Linked DNA regions of Homo sapiens: region 2 is linked to region 1. A link is a loop called in an ENCODE intact Hi-C map of the cell type or tissue named here. Cell type or tissue: heart left ventricle. All regions are shown on one strand.

What was found. A loop is a pair of places that touch in the nucleus more often than their neighbours do. Peaks named below come from ENCODE experiments on the same cell type or tissue, not always from the same donor. Only the 100,000 strongest peaks of a DNase experiment are listed, where the experiment ranks them.
Region 2: a loop joins it to region 1, with 3 times the contacts of the local background. A loop is called at or near these places in 5 of 110 quality-filtered maps.

The regions. Positions count from the first base shown.
Region 1 is chr15:49,420,558-49,424,557 of GRCh38, reverse strand. All of the region lies in intron 11 of FAM227B (family with sequence similarity 227 member B), which reads left to right. It overlaps FGF7 (fibroblast growth factor 7), which reads right to left and starts at 1,316. Exons shown (of 4, transcript NM_002009.4): 1 at 1,118-1,316; 2 at 1-526. The coding sequence starts at 260. In heart left ventricle, CTCF peaks have their summits at 1,450, 2,267 and 2,466 (motif pointing right); no DNase peak of the experiment used is centred here; H3K4me3 peaks cover 2,452 bases; H3K27ac peaks cover 1,545 bases.
Region 2 is chr15:49,044,822-49,048,821 of GRCh38, reverse strand. SECISBP2L (SECIS binding protein 2 like) reads left to right here and starts at 2,376. Exons shown (of 18, transcript NM_001193489.2): 1 at 2,376-2,546. The coding sequence starts at 2,523. RefSeq lists enhancers at 1,910-2,039, 2,140-2,489, 2,780-2,919. In heart left ventricle, a CTCF peak has its summit at 2,144; a DNase peak (open chromatin) is centred at 2,311; H3K4me3 peaks cover 2,265 bases; H3K27ac peaks cover 1,193 bases.

The DNA.
Region 1 (4,000 bases):
CCTTTTACTTTGCCTCTTTTATCGATCCTCAGGTACCACTGTGTTCGACAGAAGAGTCTTCTCACTCTTATATCCCCTCCTTCCATGTAATCATAACTTCTTGTGTGTCGCTCAGGGCTGGAACAGTTCACATTTGTAGCCATTTGCTCTGGAGTCATGTCATTGCAAGCTAAAGATATAGTACCCACTAGACAGATAATGTGAAAGCATGATCTGTAGAGCAAAGTTGGCAGGATCCATGTCAGTATCCATTTGTGCATTATAGTGTAGTGCTCCGGGTGTTCATGAATAACATAATGAAAATGAATCTTGAGTTGATTGTTACTCCTAGGTCATTGACCTCTTCCTATCTGTGAATTGTAGATTGATTTAAGAAAGAGTAGTTGCTCTTTCCAAATTGTTAGCCTTATCCTTTTAGTTCCTGATAACAACACAGGATTCCTCCTTAAATAACTCTGTTGATAAATCCTCATAAAAACAGTTCGTAGTAAGTTCAGTTGCTGTGACGCTGTTTGCTATTTGACTTCTGTTTGCAATGAGAGATTAAGAATAGGGAGGGGAGGAGAGAGGAAGATAAAAAATTGTATGTGTAAATTTTAGTGGGTAAGTAGTAGCATTAGAATACAGTATAGGTTATTCTTTGAAGATACATTTAAAACAGCCTTCACAGAGGATGTCAAAATCTTTACCACTTTATGTGTAGATTTATAAAATTTATGCATGAGTAGAGACAAAACAGAATATGACTGTACCATTCATTCCAATTGCTATTTTGTGAGAACCATACTGCACTCAGAACTATTGATTTAAATTAAGTTTTTACAATTACTGCTAACAAAGTGTAACTGCTTTCTCCCTAGACTTCTTTATTATATGCTTTTACATTTGTGGTTAATCAATTATTTTCTCCTGAACTGCCCAGGTTTTTTAAGTTAAATGTCAGGATTGCTCTGGAGAACTTCAACCTTATCTTTATGTTCTACAGCATAATTACTATAGTTACATGGCTCAAAAATCTTGTAACTTTACTTTCCTGCTCAGTACTAAAATCAGAAAAAGAGATAAACTTTTAGAAAACATTCAGCATTGTTTTAAAAGACAAATAACAGTAACTTACTTGTTTTGTTGCTAACAGCTGGATATATAAGAATTCCATGTCTGTTGTCTGCCTGGTGCAACTTGAGCCTTTCTACTGTAGCTACAAACTATTTCTCAGCTGAAAAGTTCTCCAGCAGAATCATAATTGTTTCCATAAATCAACAGGCAGAAGGATTTTCTCTCTGTGTGTGAGCGCGTGTGTGCTTGTGTGTGTGTGTGAGCCTTTTATTCAGGGCTTTTCGATAAATACCTTTGCTGACCTCATTGGAAGCAATTAAAACTTAGCCAGTGAGCTGTTAGTTGAATACAACAGCGAGAATAAAAGGAGGCTTGTATAGTATTCAATGGTCATGAGAGGGAGCTATGAACATGTTTTATGCTTAAATCTACAAGTGGGTACCTACTTTGTAGAAACAGATCTCTGGTTCTGAAGCAGTTAGAAGGGGAAAGGGAATTTTTTAAACCTTCTTTGCAATATAGCAGTTGTATTATACTTGGAAAATTATTCATTTGAACATATATATAGGGTTTTTTAATACTTAGAAAATCTTTTCCATAGCTTTATGATACATGCATTTCTTCAATTACTTCTTTGTGCTCAGAATGTTAGAACAAAACTGGTATGTGTTAACTAACATATGAGTGCCTTAAAGCACTGTGTAGATAAGTTGAATATTATCACATCATACAGAGACAATTCATTGAATATGAATATAAGTACAATTTTTATGTATTATATTCCTAGGCTGAAAGTGAGAAGATCTAGATTCTTATTTGTGTTGGACCACTAATGACCAGTATGACTTCGGGCAAGTTACCTGCTGTTCCAGAGTCTCAGCTGCTACATTTGTAAAATTGGTGTATTGGTCTAATGCCTCTATGGTGCTTTACAATTCTGTGATCTGTGACTTATACTCACTACTAATATAAGGAACAGGGCACCTACTTTTAAAAGCTGTTATTCTTTAAAAAGGAGGAAATGGTTTCACATTGATTATCAGTGTTTGATTTTTGCCTCAATAAGAATATTGGAACAATAAATGTTAATTTAGAGATGGAATTATAATATGTATTGCTAAGGTAAATAAGTGAAAGCTATTTTACTTTCCAGCATGAGTTCTCTCCTTTACTTCCTGTTCTGTTATACATGAAGTAGTGCTCAAGTGTTGTATTAGATTCTTGGTGTAGAATAATTGTGTTGTCTATCTAAATCAGTATTAAGAAAGTATATTAAAATTATCTTTTTCATGTTATATACTCCTCAAAACACACACGCGTGCACGCGCGCGCGCGCGCACACACACACACACACACTCTCTCTCTCTCTCTCTCTCTCTCTATGTGAAATGCACTACTTTACCACCAGGTGGTGCATGTAGACCAAATAGGAAAAGGAAATTAAATCTACTCAACTGGATTATAGTTTATGTGATTTCTCTTTGTATCTGTCCCTTTAGGGAACAGAATGAAGAGCACAGAATAGTTCAGATGTACCCAGTTACTCTTCATATGCCAAATGTTGAATGTTCCACATTTATTAAAGCAGAGGGGGACAGACTCTTTGATCATTGCATCTGTTGAAAGCTAGAAAGCTGAAAACATCCTATCATGTATTCTCTAAAAGGAGGAAGAGAAGGAGGAAAGAAAATATAATGTTATTGTGTTCTGAATCACACTCCGCTAGTTTGGGAGGTAACAATAATGAGCAGGCTCAGAATTCCTAGGACTTAGATATTGCTTCTAAAGAAATAAAAGTTATCAATAGTAAGTTTACAGTGTAAAGATATTCAAGAGCTACTAAATCCATTTGTTCCATACTGAACCTACAGTTTTTAAACCAAGAAATCAGTAAGTGAGAAGTCCACATTTGCTAACTAAGTGCTAAATACTTAAATGAAAGAAATGGATAGTTTGTTAGCAAAGAGTGCTTAGTGCCTCCTTAATATCTGCTACATAGGATTAACTGTAAAATGGGAAACAAAAGAATAAAATTGTGATCTATGAAAGTGCATTAGATGCTATTACACTCTGTAATTTGGAAATATGATCCAAGTAATATTAATGAACAGATTAATATCAACAAGGGAACTGTATCAATGGTTTAAATTCTTTGATTATCATTTTTATTGGAGAATTATTAATTCAGGATGGGCCCACAATTCATTAGGACCACAGCTATAATGGAGAACCAAACTTAGATTTCACTGTGCCCTTATTATGCTTATGCTTCTAAATGAATTCTCCAGGAACTAAGAATAACTTTAGGCAACTGTAGATGGGGTAACCCTCTGGATGTTTTAAGTTATACATTGGCAACCGTTTGTTGCTCTTGTTTTAATAGACCTATAGTGATAGATTAAGCACAGGAATACTTTGAACTATTGTCTTTTTTTTGTTATTTGTAGATTGAATTTTCTTTTTTAACACACCATTGCTGGCTTCAAAGAATTAACTGGCCCAGCATGGTGGCTCACGCCTGTAATCCCAGCACTTTGGGAGGCCGAGGCGGATGGATCACAAAGTCAGGAGATCGAGACCATCCTGGCTAACACAGTGAAACCCCGTCTCTACTAAAAATACAAAAAAATTAGCCGGGCATGGTAGCGGGCGCCTGTAGTCCCAGCTACTCGGGAGGCTGAGGCAGGAAAATGGTGTGAACCTGGGAAGCAGAGCTTGCAGTGAGCAGAGATCGCACAACTGCACTCCAGCCTAGGTGACAAAGCGAGACTCCATCTGAAAAAGAAAAACAAAACTTTGCCTCGTTCATAATCATGTATAATATAATCAGTAGAAGGGAACATAATTAAATATTTTCATTACTTTTCATTCTTACATCTTATTCTGTTCCATATCCTGTCAGTTTTCATTCTTCCCCAAAACATAGATAATTCTTTTTATTAGT
Region 2 (4,000 bases), 380 kb after region 1:
TTTATATCATCTGTAAAGTGTAGTATTTTTAATATGTCTTACTTTTTTTCACAGATTTTAATTTTTTATCTACTAGCTATTGCCATCTTTTTAAAGATTACATTAAATGAGAAGGGCATTGTGACATTTCTGTTCTCATAATTCTTATGATTCTGTTCTTATAATTTTAATGAATGTCTTGTACATAGATTCTCAATGAAAACAATTTTACAGTCATAAAAATCCTATAATGTGGAAAGATCCTTGGGAATCCTATATTTAAATTTCCTCAGATCATTCCTCAGAAGAAGGAAGAAAAGCAAAAGTACTATAGTATTTTTATGAGTGCATTGCTATTATCTTTTTACTCAGATGAGGGTATATTATGGCTATAGACCACCAGTAGGAAGACAATCTGAAAATTCAGTTATTTTGTCTTTCAATTGTGAAGGAGGACGGTCATCTGTTAGTTTACATAACTACTCCTTATAAATAACTTAGTTTTTCTGAGCAACCAACCCTAAATTCATTCAGCATTCACTGAATCCCAGCTAGGTGTGTGATAGGCACCAGGGACCTAACATTACGTTAATTGCACATATATTTACAAATGTTACATAAATTTGCAGTTCAAATACACATGCATTGATATTAAATTTGAGGTGGCAGAAAATTTACTAAAATTAAATAAATATATTTAAATGTAAATATAAATGTGTAAATATAAATGTTTCTCCTTTCAAGATGTTTCTATTGCCAGCCTTGATATAAGTCTTGCTGACACAATATAGCTCCTTTCAGCAGGCCAATATATAATACAGGTTGAATGTCCCTTATTTTGACATACTTGAAACCATAAGTGTTTCAGATTTTGGATTTTGGAAGATTTGCATTATACTTACTGGTTGAGCATCTCTAAACTGGAAGTCCAAAATCTGAAATGTTCCAGCGAACATTATCCTTAAATGTCATGTCTGTGCTCAGAAAGTTTCTAATTTTGGAACATTTGGGATTCAAGAGGGTTTGGAATTTCATAGTTTCCATTAGAGATACCCAACCTGTATCAACATAAGTACAGCAAGGGGCCTTCACATAACAAGCCTCATATTGGAGTCTAATAACCAGACTAATAACCTAGACTAACTGAAAAGGCAATTAGTCTTTACTGATATCTCCTGAAGCATGACAAAGCAAATTTCTTAAAATCTCTTTCCCATTCCTAGCTGTGGATCTCCACACCAGTGCCCCAAACAGCAGCCACCTCAACTCTACCTTCACTTAAGTGTAATTTAGCTTATACAGTTGTCCCTAAGTATCCCAGGGGGGATATTGGCTCCAGGATCCCTGCTGATACCAAAATCCATGAGTGCTAAAGATCCTTATATAAAATGGTGTAGTATTTGCATACAATCCATGCATATCCTCCGATATACTTTAAATCATCTCTAGATTACTTATAATACCTAATACAATGTAAATGCTGTATAAGCAGTTGTTAAACTGTATTACTTGTATTTTATTGTTGTACTTGATATTTCTTTTTTCCTCAAAATATTTCTATCCGCAGTTGGTTGAATCTTCACAGAGGGTGTGGGTGTTGGAGGGTGTGTCTGAGGAGATGCCCAGAAGAAATTTGCCATGCTAACGGTAGTGCCCAGTTTCAAGACAGTCTCTGCCCTTAAGGAGCTAAGGATCTGAAGATAAAATAATTACCCGTTGGGTGGTGTTATACAGATCCTGCATAAAATTAGGATTTCTGAGATGGGCGAGGTCAGCCTGGATGTGAGCCTAGAAGTGGGCATGAACCTGGATAATGAATTAACTCTCAATAAATATTTGTGGGGAGCTTCCTAGCGGGCCTCTTCCAGTCATTCTGTGTATGCGTTTTACATATGCATTTTTCTAGGGCAAGACTCCATTATTTTCAGAATATTCTCATTCCTTTATAGTCATGACTCCCTTTATTTGCGTAACATAAGGAAGGAGCAGATGTACGGTGGGCAGATGAAAGCTTTTCCAACATCACTAAGAGGTGGTTTCAGATCCTGAAGAGGTCTTTGAAGTCCCGGGAGACCTGGGTCCCAAGTGGTCTGACACTTCTCGTTTAACAGTCGCAGGGGTGGCGTGTGGTTCGGGGCACCTGCTCCTGGGCGCCTCCACCTGGCCTTAGCCTCCAGGCCAGGCCGGGTTCCTCCTACCCTTGCTGAGGCCATTTGCTGTCACTCCGCCCACTGCCCCTCTCTGCCTCCTCCCCACTCCTTTTCCTTCCGTGCGCCTCCATTTCTAACTACGCCTCCAGCCCATTCGGGCCCTCCTCGGCTTCCGTCCCAGATGATCCCTCCCCGAAGCTGCCACCGCCTCCTCCATCTCCCGGAGCTGGAGCCGCCTCCTCGGCCAGTGGCGTAGCCGAATCGGTGTCGCGGCCAGCCAGATAGGGGCGGAGGTCCGGAACCCAGTCTGGACCCGAGCGGGGGGCCATGGAGAAAGCGGCCCGAGGCGCTGTTTACACCGACTAGCGCGGGCCCGTTGCGGCTGCAGGCACCATGGACCGAGCCCCCACGGAGCAGGTACGCGGGTTTGGGCTGGGCCCGCCGAGCCGGGGGTTGGGGTCGCCGCTTCCTCACAGGCCAGGCCCAGTTCTCCGAACGTGGGGACCGGGGGCCGGTCCTGCGGCCGCAGACCCCCTCACCTGGGAGCCTGGCAGCTCCCAGCTCTCCTTCATTGTTCCAGCTGCTGCCTGGGACTTGGGGGCTTTTCCAACCCTGATTACTTCCCAGGCGGAGGGCTCGCCGTTGCCGCTTCTCCCCTGCTTGGTGAAGGGGTCAGAAGGCTCCAAGTTGTCCCTGCTCTCCTGGGAGGAGGGCTTATAACTTCTAGTAGTCTCCCCGCTTCCCCCATTCCCTTCAGCTCTGGAATGTGTTTTCAAGGTGGAAAGGCGTTTGAAGGCTTCTCACCCAGAAAGACTGTAAGAGAATGTGTGGTAACTACAGATGAAGGGAAGTCACGGGCCTTTTAGGTCTGTGTTCAATGGAGCGAAGCATTGTTTTTGCAGTGGTTTTACGGAGGTGTTTCTTTTAAGAAACGATACTACGATTTCCCCTTGTCCTTTTATCCAGTTATTTTGCAAAGAATTGTAATTAGTGGGTTTTTTTTTAAAGCTAGCTCTATTTTAAGGGTGTAAAGCATAAGCTTATTTTCGAACCCGTTTTCATATTCGCAAAGTAGTCCTATTAGTGTTCTGTTTTATTTTTATTTGCATCAAATTCCTGATTATGCATGCTAGTAGGTGGTAGCAGGCAGGGATGATAACAGTGTTAAAAGTAATCGAAAACAATAGTTTCCCCCCCAGTATTTTCCACTCTTAAGATCTCTGCGAAACGACTTAATTTGAAGTCCAAGTTTATTCACTCTCTATTCCCTTCTTCGAAGGCCTTGCCCATTGATGACTAGATGACGGAAGAAGAGAGGCTAGTAATTTCTGCCTATTAATTTTACAGTTGGATAATTAGCACCTGAATTAATGAGATAAGATTTCCCAAATTCCTGTATGTGTCTATATGTAGTTGAAGCCGGTTTGTATTTTGAAATCGGACTCTTAGCAGGCAAAGCACAGCTTCCTAGTTGTGTATACTTGTTTTTACAGAAGACTTTTTTTTTTAAAAAAAAGCTTTATGTGAATGTAACTCTGAAGACACAAATGAGTTTTATAAAACAATACATGGAATTACCAAAGAGAAATTGATACAGAGTCTCTTGGCAAATACACTTAGGCATTTATGTGACCCAGAAGTATTCTGTATACAGCCTGTATCTAGTTTAATTTAAAAACATTTTTGAAGGTATCTATCATAAATACCTGAGATTTCAAAGCCTGACAAATGAATACGAATTTTCCTTGAATCATTTCCTTGTATGTGTGTTACTAATGAAAGGGTTCAACATTTTGTTCCTTCACTAGGATGCCAGGACTAAAACCAGTAATGCTACCTTATGTATACTTAGAGTTCCTTTCATCCTAGAG